2 separate regions of the Homo sapiens genome follow, and region 2 is linked to region 1. Evidence: chromatin loops called from intact Hi-C (ENCODE). Cell type or tissue: gastrocnemius medialis. All regions are shown on one strand.

The links. Hi-C counts contacts between places; a loop is a spot of excess contacts. Peaks named below come from ENCODE experiments on the same cell type or tissue, not always from the same donor. Only the 100,000 strongest peaks of a DNase experiment are listed, where the experiment ranks them.
Region 2: a loop joins it to region 1, with 5 times the contacts of the local background. A loop is called at or near these places in 45 of 110 quality-filtered maps.

The regions. Positions count from the first base shown.
Region 1 is chr12:5,167,698-5,175,697 of GRCh38, reverse strand. LOC105369617 (a long non-coding RNA gene) reads right to left here. Exons shown (of 10, transcript NR_188066.1): 3 at 5,819-5,891; 4 at 3,809-3,889. Among named protein-coding and RNA genes, the nearest start is that of LINC02443, 71 kb to the left of the region's middle. RefSeq lists enhancers at 1,469-2,668, 3,137-3,873. In gastrocnemius medialis, a CTCF peak has its summit at 3,768 (motif pointing left); DNase peaks (open chromatin) are centred at 1,837 and 4,627; H3K27ac peaks cover 2,761 bases.
Region 2 is chr12:5,428,855-5,436,854 of GRCh38, reverse strand. NTF3 (neurotrophin 3) reads right to left here and starts at 4,747. Exons shown (of 2, transcript NM_001102654.2): 1 at 4,513-4,747. The coding sequence starts at 4,530. RefSeq lists an enhancer at 3,405-3,930. In gastrocnemius medialis, CTCF peaks have their summits at 7,745 and 7,945; DNase peaks (open chromatin) are centred at 4,753 and 6,054; H3K4me3 peaks cover 3,697 bases; H3K27ac peaks cover 1,308 bases; H3K27me3 peaks cover 250 bases.

The DNA of each region.
Region 1 (8,000 bases):
TTGGAACCAACCCAAATGCCCATCAATGATAGACTGGATAGAGAAAATGTGGCACATATACACCATGGAATACTATGCAGCCATTAAAAAGGATGAGTTCATGTCCTTTGCAGGGACATGGATGAAGCTGGAAACCATCATCCTCAGCAAACTAACACAAGCAACTAAACACCCTCAATCTGGGTGGGCATCACCTAATCAGCAGCCAGTGCAGCTAGGATAAGGAGGCAGGAGAAGGCGGAATAGCAGACTTGCTGGGTCTTCCAGGCTCCATCTTTCTCCCGTGCTGGATGCTTCCTGCCTTCAAACATCAGACTCCAGGTTTTTCAGCTTTTGGATTCTTGGACTTACACCAGTGATTTGCCAGGGGCTCTTCGGCCTTTGCCCAAAGACTGAAGGCTGCACTGTCAGCTTCCCTACTTCTGAGGTTTTGGGACTTGCACTGACTTCCTTGCTCCTCAGCTTGTAGATGGTCTATGTTGGGACTTCACCTTGTGATCGTGTGAGTCAATTTTTCTAATAAACTCCCCTTCCTATATACATATATCCTATTAATTCTGTTCCTTCAGAGAGCCCTGACTAATACACTACCCAAAGGAAAAGAAGTCATTTTATGAAAAAGGCACCTGCACACACATGTTTATGGCAGCCCAATTCACAATTGCAAAGATACGGAAGCAACCTAAGTCCACATCGATCAGTGAGTGGATAAAGAAAATGTAGTATATATCCACCATGGAACACTACTTAGCCATAAAGAGGAAGAAAGTAATGTCTTTTGCAGCAACTTGGATGGAGCTGCAGGTCATTATTCTAAGTAAAGTAACCCAGGAATGGAAACCCAAATACTGTACATTCTTACTTATAAGTGGGAACTAAGCTATAGGGAAGCAAAAACATATACAGTGATATAAAGGACTGTGGGAACTTGGCGGAGAAGTTGAGAGGAGGGTGAGAGATAAAAGACTACATATTAGGTACAGTGTACACTGTTTGGGTGATGGGTGCACTAAAATCTCAGAATTCACCAGTAAAGAACTCATCCACCCTAAAAACTATTGAAATAAAAAATAATAATATAAAGAAAAATAAAATAAATAATAATAAACTATTGTTACAATAGCTTGGGTGAATCTCAAAGGCATAATGCTGAGTGAAAGAAGCTAGTTTCAGAAAATTACATGCTGTATAAATTCATTCATATGACATCCTCAAAAAGATAAAACTATAGTAATAGAGAAAAGATCATTGGTTGCCGGGGTTAGAAATATGGAGAGAGTATGACTACAAAGGGAGTAGTAGCATGAAGGAGTTCTTTGGGGTCATGGAACTGTACTGTATTCTGATAATAGTAGTGGTTACATGATCCTACATATATGTTAAAGCTCATGGAGCTATAAAACCCCCGAAAGTCAATTTTGCTATATTTTAATTTTTAAAGAAAGGAACATAGAGCTATTTTGAGAAAAATAAAGACATGAAAGGATAGCCCAAGAGAGTCCAGTAGAAGAAGCAGAGGCAAAGTTTTCCTTGGCTCTTGGTTATGGGCTGTCTGCTGAATATGAGTCTTGGATCTTTTTCAGCATCAACTTGCAGAAGCTATGCCTTTCCACCCTTGCCCTTGTAGCTTCTCTGAGTCCAGGTCTCCCCACTCCCATGCCAATGGACCCTTCATAATGGGGAAGGCATCACAGCAAGACGCAGGCTTGGGGCTTTCCCAATGACCAGGTTCTCATTAAGTGCCATCTCACCATCAACCAGCGACAGCAATGTCCCTCTTGCCCAAGCTCCTCCCTTCCCTGCACTCTGGTTGCCCTCTAAATGGCACCAGCCCAAACCAGGGACAGTCACTCGTCCACTCACTTCCCAAATATTTACAGAGCGCCTGTTGGGTGCCAGGCTCCTCCAGGGGCCCTGCTGCCAGGCCGAAGCCCACGGCGGCATATTCTGGAGAGCCCGGCTGTTGGAGCAGCTGTCCTCTCAAGAACCAGCACTGGCATGTCCTGTCCCAGAGGACCCAGGTCGTTATCTCATTTCCCATCTTTGCAGATTTTAAATGCTTTCCAACACTTCACCCCTTTCTCAGATGAAGATTTAAACATAGGCGGGTGGACATCCAATATGGTAATATTTTTCTGTTGATTCATCAACCTCCACAGGCACTTGCTTCCTTGATTCTCTGACCTTATTCAGTTGGTACTTTCAGTGTGACAACTTTTCTCAACTCACTGGCAGAAAAAATCATTCTCGTCCTGTTTCCAGAGGTGCAACAGGAGGTTGGCAAGAGTAAGTCTTAAAGAACAGCAGTGATGCCTGCTAGGGCCCTGACAGATTGGCAATAGAACTGGGGCTAGAGTCTACACCGCAAGAGCTCCCGTGCGTTTCCACAGTCAAACAACCCAGAATGCTGAACATCTTACAATCTGAAGAATTTGTCCAAAAACCAGACAGAAATGGAGGAAGCTCTCTCCCAAGTATCTGCATAAGCAACGTAGGGCAGAAACACTTTCAAAACTCTGTCGTGTCCTGGGGGCAAGAGATGTTTTTGATAGATGTTGCGATGACAGCAGTTCACAGCAGCCCCACATTCAGGGAACTGTTCCAGCGCGCCAGAGGTTGGGAGGCTTTTAACTCTCTTCATTCATCCTCACACACGCCAGCTAAGCGAAAGCAACGTGAAGGAGCTGACAAACCACAAAGACCAGGAAATGCAGAGTAAATGCTGATCGGAAGAGCAGTAGAAGGTAAATGGGTATCAAAATATAATCTGGGAGTGCGGGCTGGCCTTAGGATGCTTGAAAGCTGTTCTGATGACTTCCCAGCACACGCGGAGGAGACCAGCCCGCAGGTGCCAGGAGCGGGAAGGGAAGCAAATGTACACCCTTGTGCACTTGCCCAGTGCACACCGCAAATGTGCTGTCCCTGGTGCGGTGTGCAGCAAGGCTGGCCTAATGCTAAACTTTGGTCAGAGCTTTGCTGAGTGAGAACGCCAGTTCCAACCCTCAATGTGACACTTTATTAATTAAGTGAGGGATTTACAGCAATAACTGATAATCAAATGGAACAATTGTAACAATATACTGCAATACAAGTTTTGTGATTGTGGTCTCTACCTTGCTGTACTGTGCTCACCTATCTTTGAAATTCAACTGACTTCATGTAACTGAAACTGCAGAGAGTAAAAATCATGGAAAACGGGTATTATTGCATGTCTCTTGACCTTGGCAGTCCCAGGTGGTTGGGAGAGCACCTGACAGATCCTAGCAGGCTGACCTCAGTGCTAGTCCCAGCTGTAACTAGCTAAGTCACTGAGTAAGCCATCTGCCCTCTAAGGCTCTGCCGCAGATGCAGCTGTGTGCCCTCCAGGTGCCCAAATAGATGAGAGAAGAGCACAGCAAAATTTCCCATCCAGACAGCCCCTCTGTACAACCCTTGACTTTCAAATCTTGAACCTCTCGGGCATCGGGGCACAAAAACCCTGGTAGGTTCACAAACACTGAGGACCTGAGCCCTCTGATGCCTCTGGCGGGACCATGTTCTGGGTGGGACCGTGTTCTTGGACCACCGTGGGCACACGTCATTCTGAAGACACTTGTTCTCCAGTCTACAGGCCACCCTTTGCCCATTCCCACTCCTCTAGTGAATCTGAATGGCAGAGACTGAGGCAATTCTCCGGATTTCTGAATCTGCCCTTCCTTAAAGGCTGCTGGAAAGGATTGTACCGCCAAAGGGAAGAAATCTCAGGGAGATGCTGCCCCCTTCTGGGAAACATGCAAAAGTAAAACCCCAAAGACAAGGAATTTCCTACCTGTTCTGGAATTCTCGCTGTGGAGATGCACTGCTCTGTGTTCTGGGGATAACCAACACATTATATGCTAGATGCAATTGCCTGCAAGAAGAGGAAACGTGGATTAGATTCATCATTGACTCACCATTGAGACCTTCCTTCAAAGACAGGAAAAATCTCTGAGAGGGAGGGGCCGGATTTAAGAGGTTATTGCTGCCATCCCCTGCCTCTGAGCAAGAGCTGAAGCATGGCTCAGTCTCCTAGCACCCTCATCTTTAAAAAGAAAATCTCCCTCTGTCTGATAAATCCCTTTCCTGCTACACGTTCAAGTTCACACTTCCCTTGGGTCAGGGATTAATGGGGTGAACAAACCAAATCTGAGCACCTATTATTGCTTAGCTCAGGAATGCAAGCCATAGCCTTGCCCTTGGGGAGCTCACAGTATAGTCAGAGGGACAGAAAGGTAGTCCAAGAGAAAATATATGTAACATGCGTGAATGTGCCTGGGTGTTACAGGGGTGTCCGGGAACACAGACTAGATGGGGGTGCATCAGGGTCCTGAAGGTGTCCTCATGCACCTTAACTCAGCTTTAGAGAATGTACAGGACTTAAGGAGTGATGGTCAAGAAGGAAAGCGATAAAAGTGTGAGACTGTGCACAGCTAGACGTGCATGGCGAGAGGAAAAACATTCCTTGTTCTTTCTTTCTGTCTTGTTTTCTTCCCTGTGGGGATGAGAAAGCAATAGGCCACTTCAGCTTGAGTTGAATGGCACGCCATTGAAAGCAGCCGCTGGACTGTCAGAGTTTACATACAACCTTCTGGCCATAAATAGCACCCTGCATGCACTTACACACCCCCTCTGAAAATAGCATTGGCTGTTCTCACAGTGATTTGAACTGAGAGTTTATATTTAGTTTACTCTCTCCCATCTATTTATATTTCTTTTGTTTACATAAATATCCCTCTCGATTTATTGCTGTCACGTCTGGGCACCTGACATCAATAGAAGAACACATAGCAACTTCATTCCATATGAACTGGGCAGTTAAATCCATCTCCCCCTTATCTTTGATGTGTTCTCAAATGCACATCTTAGAATTCCACAATCCCAGGCTTGAAAAGAGACTTGAGAGGCTTTTATTTTCCTCCTCCCCTCCCTCCAGCTAGATTCCCTGGCACTGGACTGTTTAAATTTCACAGACTTCCCAAAAAGGGAGCTGTACCCTACGCCTTTGGTCCAAAATTGGCATTTTTCAGCCATAGATTCATTCTGCTGGAGCCTGTGAACAGTTCACTCTGCTCGAAGGGCGCTTCACGAACTCACAGGCTGTATCCCTGCAGTCAATTCCTTTCCCCAACCAACATGCCCACTTTATTTCCCTGCAGCCCTCAGCTCTTTATTTTTTATTTTTTATTTTATTTTATTTTTTTTGAGACAGAGTTTCGCTCTGTCACCCAGGCTGGAGTGCAGTGGCGCGATCTCGGCTCACTGCAAGCTCCGCCTCCCGGGTTCACGCCATTCTGCTGCCTCAGCCTCCCGAATAGCTGGGACTACAGGCGCCCGCCACCGCGCCCGGCTAATTTTTTTGTATTTTTAGCAGAGACAGGGTTTCACCGTGTTAGCCAGGATGGTCTCGATCTCCTGATCTCGTGATCTGCCCGCCTCGGCCTCCCAAAGTGCTGGGATTACAGGCGTGAGCCACCGCGCCCGGCCTTTTATTTTTATCAATCTTTTTGCCATTTTCACGGACTCTCCTCGGAACCCCCCCTCCCCCTCCGCCTTCCGATTCTGCATTTTCCTCAAGGTTGAGGGTTCAGAATCCGAGTGAGGCCCTGGGTTTGGTGGGAGGCCATCGGAAAGGGTGCTTGAGTCCCTGGGGCAACACCCAGACCCAATCACGATGTTCTGGTGCCACCTTAGGGTATCATAAATAGCACACGAAACTCTGTGGACTCCAGACCTTTCTCTACCCTACTCCTGGAAAAGTAGAAAGAACAGAGGCTTTGGAGTCAGACAGTTCTAGAGGTACCTGTTAAGTTGTGGAGTTGTAGAGTCTTGGGCAAATGCATAAGCCTCTCCGAGCCTCGGTCTCCTCATCTCATCTGTAAAATGGAGACAATAACACCTTTCAAAGCTGCAAGAAAATATGAAGAACAGGAAGAGTAGGTGTCCAAATGTTATGAAATGTCTAATATTGCCTCTGCTCTCTTCCCTTGAGAAGCCCACATGCCCCTCCTGACATTTTTTAAATCCCCCTTCCCATTAAGACTTCCTAGAGCTTCCGTAGAGTCTAAGGAAGTCTGAGTCGCCCTCTGAAGTGAGAGTCGGTGTTCCTAGACAGGAACAAGCCATTTTTACCATAAACTACAGGCCTGGAGTTCCTGGAAAGAGATTAAATTGCTGCATAGTCTTGGTGGCTATTTGGACAGCCTGCCTGGGCAACCAAAAAGCAGAATCCTGTTCTGCGGTGAACAGCATCCTAAGCGGGAGGGACACATTCCCCATCTCTGTTGAGGATTGAGCAGGAGGCGTAGGAGAAGACGGGGCAGGGAGGTGGAGACTGAGGCACCCAGAGAAGAACAGCCAGATGGGGAAGGGGACAGACCGCCTGGAAGAGGCAGGACCGGCAGACACCTCGTTCTCATGCACGCTGTCTCTCTTGCATTCTTGGCTCCAATCTCATCGGCTTCAGTCTCTCACCAAACATACAGCCAGTCTGGTATTTATTCCAGGTAATCTTGCCTTTTATTGCAATCTCAAGCCAAAGGAGGAAAGAACAGAATCAAAAACTCAGAGAAAAACAAAATTCTAAATTGTATCCAAGTTAAATGCTCTCCTTCAGCATGCACGCTGGATCATATAAATCACCTGAGAAAAGGAGGCCACTTTAGGAGCCTGCTCTTTAAAATCGGCCTCCCGGTCAGGGTCAGCACTCTGGCTTCCGGCAGGTAGGGGGGAGATGAAAGCCCCGGGTTCCCCAGAGAGGCAGTGGCTGAGGCAGGCAGTTACCAAGGGAAGCAAAGGACTCCCAGCTGGACCGAGGCCATGCACCCAGGGAGATCGTCCCTGAAGAATCTAGTTTTGTCTAGGCCACACCAGCTCCTGCATCCCCATCTTGCCCAGGATGAGAAGCTGGTCAAGTCCTCCCTTTCCCTTTCATTCAATAACAATTTGTAAAGTTTCCACTGTGAGCCAGGCGCTGTCCTAAGCACTTGCCATCCATCGATGAACTCAGCAGGGAAAACTCCTATGATCATAAGGTTTGCATTAGCTTTCCTGATCCACGGCTAATGATTGTCCCTGATATTAATGTGGTACTTAGTTCCCGATGAATGTCTTTAGATACACTGTCTCGTTTGAATTTCATGGCAGCCTTTGAGGTTAGCTCAGCAGATCCCGCAGCTGCCATTGGTGAATAAAAGAGGAGAGGTACACACAGAGAGCGGAGGCAGAATGATTCAGAGGTGGAGTCAGAACAGGAATTCAGAGCTCCCGATTCTCCCCATAGGGGTCTGTCCTCTGTCACTCTCTGCTCCTGCCTTGATGCTGATGAAATCCAAGTCAACCACTTCTGTGCTGGGGCCATTCCTCCAGGAAGCCTGCCCAGACTGCTTCACCACACTGATCTCCCCATCCTTGAATTACTGTAACTCTTATGCAAGTGCCATGTTAGTTGTTCAACACTGTTTTGGGCATCATACTTCCCTGGCTACAGTGTAAACTCCTGGCTGACAGAGGCAGCGTAGAGAAACTCGGGATCCTTCAGCCGCACTGCCTGACCAGGGTGCTGCAGTCCTTTTTATGATGTCCCAAGACCCTGATGTCCTCGGTTCTCAGGACCACTGAGTGGGGTCTGGAGCATCAGGACATGACCTCTGGCTGCAGGTGGCCTCATTAATTTATTCTGGTGAATTTTGCAAATCACTTTGTATGTGTCCCATTCTATGAAAAAAAAAAAAAAAAAAAAAGCTGGAGAGCTCTGCTTATATCCACTAGCAGAGTACTGGACACCTGGTTGGTGGTTAATAGATACCTGGCGATGTGTTGAATGCTGAAAAGACAAATGTCACAGTATTGCAAGCTGGGAAGGATGGGTGAAGTATCTCATTATTGCAAATGAGGACTGAGACCTAGAGAAGTGGATGATTTGTTGAGGGCCCCACAGTGCATAGGTGTCAGAGCCAGGCCAGGGCCTCGGCTTCTTAGTCTGT
Region 2 (8,000 bases), 260 kb before region 1:
CCTCTGAATAGCTCAAAGATCTTAAAGATTTCCATCATCTATAATCTAGGTTTGGCTGCCTCCAGCTTCTGGATGAGTAAACTGAGGCAGTTATAAAAAGTTTTATTTACACAATGAGTGAGCAGTAGAGATGCTGTGGGCATCATGATTACTGATTAAGTTGCATTGTAAAGAGAAAGGGGTCCAGATCCTATTTTCACAATGACCTACATACGTGCTAGCACCTGTATTTAATTACATTTCATCTTTGTATGGCTGTATACAACTAAACACATCAAGTTTTGATGGGGGAAAAGAGGAGTGAACTTTCCTTCTCCTTGAGTCATTATATTGCCCCTTTACAAAAAGAGAAACAGAAGAGTTATAGAGATTAAAAATGTCCCCAAAGTCACACTTTTCCCAAGTGGTAGAACTGGACTAGAACTAAGACATTCCCAATCCAGTCTTGCACTTCACCACCCTGCTCTCAGAAATATCTGCCCCGGATCTTCTGACCAATAGTCAAGCCCTATATAAACTATCTCTTACACAGATGAGTTTCCCTCTCAAAAATAAGGTAGACCCTTAAAATGGCACAGCTGTAACTTCATGAATTCAAAAATGTCATGAGTCAAATAAAGTCCTCCCAAACATATGCCCAACGGTGGTCAGAACCTAATCAAATGGGGATCCCCATCGTCTGCTCCAGACAGGCAGATGTGTGCATCACAAAAGCACAGCCTTCACTCTGTTCCTACCCAGTTGCCTCACCAGCCATCTCAGGGTATGGACCCGATCAACGACACCTTTGTCTCATTCCCCAAAGTCTACGGCCCTTCTTTTGTGTACACCTTTTTTCGCTAAAGATGCACATCTGAGTATCCAAGACAATTTTTATCCTTCCCCAGACACACAGAATTCCTGCAAAAACACATACTGGCACCCCCTTCACAAGAGCCAGAATATCCACCCCTCCTATCCACCTCGCTAGTTTTCTCCCAGTTACGTTACTCCAGGCCAAAGTGCATGTGCACGCACCTGCATGCATACCCACCCCCCCAACACACACTCAGGTTAGCTTTACACTCGTAGCCCAGAAAACATCAAAGATGAACAAACACTCCCAGTCCATCTCTTCCTTGATCATGACTTCACCATTCTCCAGCTCCACATAACAGGTCTCATTCCAGCTATGAAGGAGGCTCTGTGTACTCTTAGAAACTCAATCCTTAGAGGGATCTGGACCTGCATTCTGACCTGAAGTGCAGCACCCTCCAATTCCCAGCCCACACCCCACACAAGAAACAACAACACCGTCCAGCTCCCTTCCCAATACACAAAAGTCTACATCATCCCTCTCTTTATGCCCCACTTTTTACAAAACCAGAGATATATTTCAAGTCAGCTTCCCTTTGGCCCCCAAGATCCATAAACATCTCTAGAAACTGAATTATAGACCTTGAAGAAACCTCAACAAGCGTCGAGCTCTGTCTATTTCTGGCAAAATTGCATCAGTTTTACTGAGCCTGGAGAAGGAATTTTTCCAGGGCAGTGTGCCATGCCCCAGTACCCAGCAATGGGCTGAGCATCCAGTAGGCACTCCATTAGCTTTAATTGATTATCAATATGAACTGGTGATAGTGAATTCTCCTATTACATAAGAAACCCATTACAAAACATTATACAACATGCATCCCTGACACCAGGCACAGATAGTGCATTCCTCTACTTACTTCAGTCTTATGCACACATCTCTTCCTGTTCCCACCCAGTGCCAATGCACAAGGACTTTTCCCCTTAAATGTACATCCCTCATTCTAAGCCTCCTCCAATTCTCTTCTCTCTGGGGAGGAAGGAGGGGGGAGGCAAACACCAACACCAACCCGGTGTCCTTCCCTGCAAATGCTTTGTCTTTCCATAAAGAGGATCTGAGCTCACACTTTTCTACCCCCTACATGCCCCAGTGCCATTCCAGCCAAATTTCCCAGTGCACCCTCATGAAGTTCAAACCCCGTGCTCCTCAGATAATCTTCCCCCACCCCCCACACACATCCCTTTGGTAATCCTCAGGCGCCCAACCTTCCACATGCATCCACCTTTCCCTCACACACACAGCCGCCCTCCTACACCACACCCACTCCATGTGTTTGTGCAGGCATGCACAAGCCATCTGTCTTCAACAGGCTGCACCTCTCCTCCTGCTCTGACACCCTTCATAGGCACAGATTTCGCATTAGCTACACCTATGTTCCTGCAAGCTCTTGTCTCCCGCTAAGCACACAGATGCCCATCCGACAGACTCCCCAGAAACACACACCTCCCAGGCACCAAAGAGGGATAGGACTCCAGCTCTTTTGCCACCTTCCCCTACACACACACACACACACACACACACACACACACTTTGGAAAAACATCCCCATCCCTCCCTGACCACTCACTCAATGGTCACAATCTCACTCCATAGATAAGCATATCCCATTCACACACAACCAAACCCTCTAAGTCCAGCTACACTCCAGTCCTCACCAACACAAAATCCCACACACTCTCCCTAGGGGAAATACCCCAGACTTTCTATCTCCCTTCAACACTGTCTACCGGAGCCTGCATTATTTTCCAACCCCCTTACCTCCTAACACGATACCTAAGTCTGTGTGTTTGCGCCCAAGGCAGAGGGGGTTGGAGTTTATCCTCCACATTCTACCTTTCAGCTTTCTTTGTGTGACATGTCAAAAAGGAATTGAGGGCAGGCGGGAGGCAGGCTGAGTACGCTGGAGAACTTCTGAGTGTTGTGAAAACAGGACCTCTGGAAAAGTCTCCTCTATGTTACAACTTTCTCCCATCCTGACGTTTAGGACAGAGCGCTTCCATGTTCTCCTCGTTCGCTGTTTTGCGGGGTAGGAGCGGGCACCTCTTTATTTAAAAAGCAGGTCGCTCAGTGCACTCCATAATCAGCTGAGTTACAAACATCAGGCTCCAGGAGAAACACCCACCCCTTCCAGGCTCCCCTCCCCTCTCAGCAGGCCCTCGCCCCCGCCTCTTCACACACATAAACAAGTCCACAGGCGCACAGTCTCCCGAGCTCTCTAGCTCTGAGCCCGGCGCTCCCGGGAGCAACCTCCATTCGGACTCAGAACCTGCCGCCCGCCGCCAGAGGCCGAGGCCAGACGATCTTTTCGGTGTTTCCCCCACCGGCAATCCCACCCCAGCCTCGATTCCAGCAAAAGGGATCCTTTCTAGTCCACAGCCCCGACACCGTCGGACGCAAGGGTCTCAGTGCCGTGCATCTGAAGCGCAGACGACGAATGAACGCAGCAGCCAAACTCCCGCAAAGAAGCAGCGCCTCCTGGACGCGCACCCACTCCCGCGGAGAGCAACAAGCAGAATCCTACTCCCCCATCCCATGCCCTCGGCCCTCGCCCCTCCTGTCCCTAACCTTCAACTCCCAAGCGTCCCAAATTTCATCAGGAGCATCCACCACTGAGTAAAGCTCTGGGGCAATGGGACAGTTCGGTCCGTCGTGGGACCTTTAAACTCCGACCTGGCTGGCTGCGCGGGTGCCCAGGTCTCCCGGCCTCCCACGCCACCGCTCAAAGTCCGAGAACAGGCTGGACGATACCGCAAGGAGATCCCCTGGGATGGCCGGGCCCGGGTGCCCGCCGCTCCCCGGAGGGGTCCCAGATGTGCGGGCTGCGTACGGAGCTCCAACATCTGCGCAAAGGCCCAGGGTGGGGTGGCCACCGGGTGGGCGCTGGCCAAGAGGAGCCCGGGGCGCGAGGTCTTTTCTGAAAAAACCCTTTCGGGGAACTCCAACGCAGGTACGCGGCGCGTGGCAGTGAGTCCCAACTCCCAAAACTGGAACGCGAGGTTCCGGGTCCTGAGCTGCGCGTCCCCTCCCCCCAGCCCACGCCCGGGCCAGAGTGGTGCTGGGGCGAGCTGAGAATCAGGCTCAGCGGCCGGCAGAGTGCAGGGCGTGTGCAGGGGAGCTGCCGCGGCACCTCCCCGCCCGGAGTTCTGTCTGCCACCCCCTTTTGTTATAGGATGCGCTAGGAGCTTTCTCGGAGGAGCAGGCGGGTCGGTTGGGAGTGGTGGGTGGTTGATTCTGTTGAATCTCTTTCCTGCTCTTTCGTCGTCCCCATTTCCCCTCTTCTGCCCCCACCCTTTCCAATCCAGGTCCCTTAAACCTGATCACTTTCCCAGATTGAGGGAAGCTTCTTGGGCAGCCGAGGGACAAGAGGGGAGGAGGTGGAGAAGGGTGTCCGTGTCTGTGTGTGTGTGTGTGTGTGTGTGTGTGTGTGTGTGTGTGTGTGTGTGTGTAGCGGGGTGGCTGCGGTTGCGCTTCGGCCTGAGCAGATCCCAGCGCAAACTTTGGGGAAGACACAAGCCCGGGAAAGTGAGTGAGCGCGGCGCGATGGGGGTGGGGCGGGATGCGGATCTGGGGCCCCCCGCACCAGTCCACTGGAAAATCCCTCCCCACGTGGACCCCCATCCCCAAACCTGCCCACCCAAGGTGCCCGCCGCCTCCCCTTACCGTGGCAAAAGTAACCATGGCATCCGTGTGGCCGTTTCCAGGGACGTCGACATGAAGAGAAAGGTGGACGCGAGCTCGGTCATTCAAAGTCTCCCCCACCCCGCCGCAGCCACTACCCAGCAGGGGAAAAAGGAGAGGAAGAAAGAAAGGAGAGAGAAGAAAGTAGTTGCGCCGGGCTGCGTCGCGGGGCGGTGCGCGGAGCTGTTCGGAAGGGAGAGGAGCTTCAACTCTGAGTCCCGTGAACAGAATCTGCGCGGTTATAACCAGCCAACCCGGCCAGATGGCTCCGCGCTCAGCGCCTTAACCCCTTCCGCGCCGCGCCGCCCTCCCCCGCCGGCCCGCGCCGCGCCGCGCGCGCCCGCGCCCCAGAGCCCCCCCCCCGCCCTCACTTCGGGACCCGTGGCGGGGAAGGGGTCATTTCTCCTGGCCCCTCTTGAAAAACAAAACCAAACCAAACAACAACAGCAACAAAAACTTCCAAATCTGTAGTATTCTTCAGTAACCCCCACCCTTGAGTTCCCTTTTAGAGATCCAGGAAAAAACGAAACGTTAAATGTATCGTAACAGGTTACATGTTAGTGTCTTCAGCCTTTCTTAGTGGTTCTTTTTCTTGAAATTTTTCTTTTTGATCTTTTTTCTTTCAAGATTTTCTTTACAAGGCATCAGGGCCTTTTCCTGCCTTTTTCCTCAGGAGGATCAGGTCTGAGGCGTAAACTCCTCCTCCAAACCTTAGACCCTTCCAGCTCCAGATCTCTCCCCACCCCCTACCAAGCCCACCCGCCACTCCTCCCCCCACCCCACAGCACGAACACGCCCAAGGACAATCGCTCCCCGGCGAACTCCCCGCTCCCGGGGACCCGCACCCAGGACGCTGTGTCGGCGGTCAAGGGAGGTCAAGGTAGAGGGGCGTGGGGGCGGGTGGTCCGAGGGACTAGGGAGGGGCTGTGTGTGCGCGCGCGTGTTTGCGGGAGCTTGAGTGTGGAAGGGAGAGGGAGATGGATCGCAGCCTCCCATTTCACCCATCCTCCAACTTCTAAACCCCTTCCTTCCAAACTAGGATGGGGCCCTGCAGCTAATCACTCGCCCAGCACCCACCAGTCTGCACGCGGGGACAGCGCGAGAAGCAGGAAAGGCGAGCAACAAACAAACCTGTTCGTGGCGCCCCGAAAGTAATGACGCTCACTTCCCCACCGGTGGATACATTCGAGGAGAGGATAGGGGGAGGGGGTCAAAATCTCTTATTTGGAGATAATTTTAGCTGCCCGTTAGACCTCACTTGCTCCGAGCCGTTCTCTCTAAATTTACCAAGTTAAGTCATCTTGATTTCGCCCATTTGCCATCGAGAGAAGGGGGAAAAATACCACTTAGTGATCAACGAGAAATCGAGAGCCCGGAAGCAGAGTTTTGCCCACTTGCCCGCTTCCCGAGTCCTTGCGTGGTGGACCTCCGCTCCAAGCCCCTCATCCCTTCCTCCCTGCCACTTCAGCCGCTCCTCACATCATCTCCTGCCAGGACCTTTTGACTCACGCGCGACTGGGAAGGGCAGCGAGTATCCCGTTTCCTCCCTGCCCTGTCGTTCGAGGTGTCTAATAAGCAAGCCGTTCCGCGTTTCGGTTAGGGCCCAGGTTCAAAAAATCCAAATACCTTGAAATTGCTTGAGAATTTGGTTAAACATCGGAACTGCACCCACCAGTTCAGGACCAACCGGCCGCAGAGAGTAGCTGGGGGGTTGGATGGGGAGGTGGGAAGGGAGGGGGGAGTCTGGGGGCTGCGTACTAGATAGATTGTACCTGCCTCATCATTATCCTGGCTGATGGGGGTTGCCACATCGAAAACCGCCAGAAGCGCCCACCGAGGCCCAGGGGCGTCACCTCCTGCGGTCCCTCGCAAGGGTAGGGTAGTCCTTCAGTGGCTCCCCTCGTGCCAAAATATCGACGTCTTCCTCAGGGCCAGAAGAGGCTGCCGAGTCGTTCCCTCCACCCAGCCACACAGCACCATGAAGGTTTGGATTGGGCGTGCTCTGTCGGGTTCTGCTTTTCTCCCTCTCATCTGGCCCGCCTCCCTGCCCTCCCCCACTTCCCGCACTTGCCCCCCTCCTCCAGCTTCTCGCCCTGGTCAAAGGAGGGATTCAGGCCCCAGTTTCAGATCCACTGGCAGAGTTCTTTTCTCAAGCTCCAGGTCCTCTGGGAACCTGAAGATTGCAAGGAAAGAGGTGGTTGGCTCCTGCTGCAGCAGGGAAGGGGTTAAATACATGTGCGGGCTGATCTGCAGGCAGCTCCCAGGTCCCTGGCAGTCTGGAGGGAGGAGGGGAAGGGGGGCAAACAAACTTGAAAAATCAGAAGAAAGGAAGGAGAAGAAAAGGCAGCAAGCAGTGCGTTTAGGACTTGGATTTGTTCTGCAGATGCCTTGCACTGGCTGGCCGCGTCATTTTGCCGGGACTTTCGGGGATCCCAGAGTTTGTCTTATTTCCAACTCCAAGGGGTTTTGTCCTAAGCTGGTGGGTCTGTCTTTGCTTGCAATCAACAGGCCTTGTAATATGAGAGGTGACACCTTAATCTTGCCAAATATGTGCTGTGTCTTTGTGGAGAGAGGGGAGGAGGGACTGAGGGAAGGAGGGAGGAAGAGGGAGAGACCCAGACAGGAGCAGAGGGTGAAAGATGCACTTTTTCTCAGAAGGATTGGTTTCCCAAAGGGAGAGCCTTAGCCCTTTTCTGAGTAGAAGACCTCTTTCAGACAGTCTACCTTGAGCACCGCCAACTGCCTTTTCCTTTACTGTTTTTCTTTAGACTTCAGACCTAAAGATTTCTTCCCTCTAAGACTAGGGACTGACCCCCCAGCTCGCTGTTGTGGCTTCCAAGGGAGTGGCAAGGTGCTGAATGAAGAAGGTGGGAAGAAAAAAAGAATTAGAAAGGTGTATTTTTAAGAAGACAGAATAAAAAGATCATTCTCTACTATGTAGAGCCATTTTTAAACTAGAATATTGTGACTTCTAAGTAAATCCGTGTTTCTAAATAGAGATTTTTCTTTTCTATAGAAATACCATTGGTATGGATAGCAAAAGCAAAGATCAGGACTGGAAAGTAAGCTGGCTGCGAGCTTGTGCCCTGTACATAGGCCTGGTTAAGGAAGCATCCAGGATGAGATCTTTTAGGATTCACTAGGTAGGTGCTCCTCTCCAAGTTGACTTCGTGGCCATGACTTTGGCTGCCCATCTGTCGACTGTATTTTTAGGTTGCTGAACTTTCTTCTTCTCCCTGCTGCATCTGAGAGTAAGGCCCTGACTCCTGGAAGTGATTTCTGAGAGCAGGAATCAGATCTTGTTTTTGAAAACCCCCTTTAAAACTCTCTCCTAAAGCAAATTTCCAGAGCGTGCCTTCTGGTTACCCTTATCTTTTGCAATAGCACCACTCTGTGGTTGGAACACTGAACAGAAACAAAACGGCAACGTGGGATTGAATTTTGCCTTTATCTTGTGAAAACAGCACTTA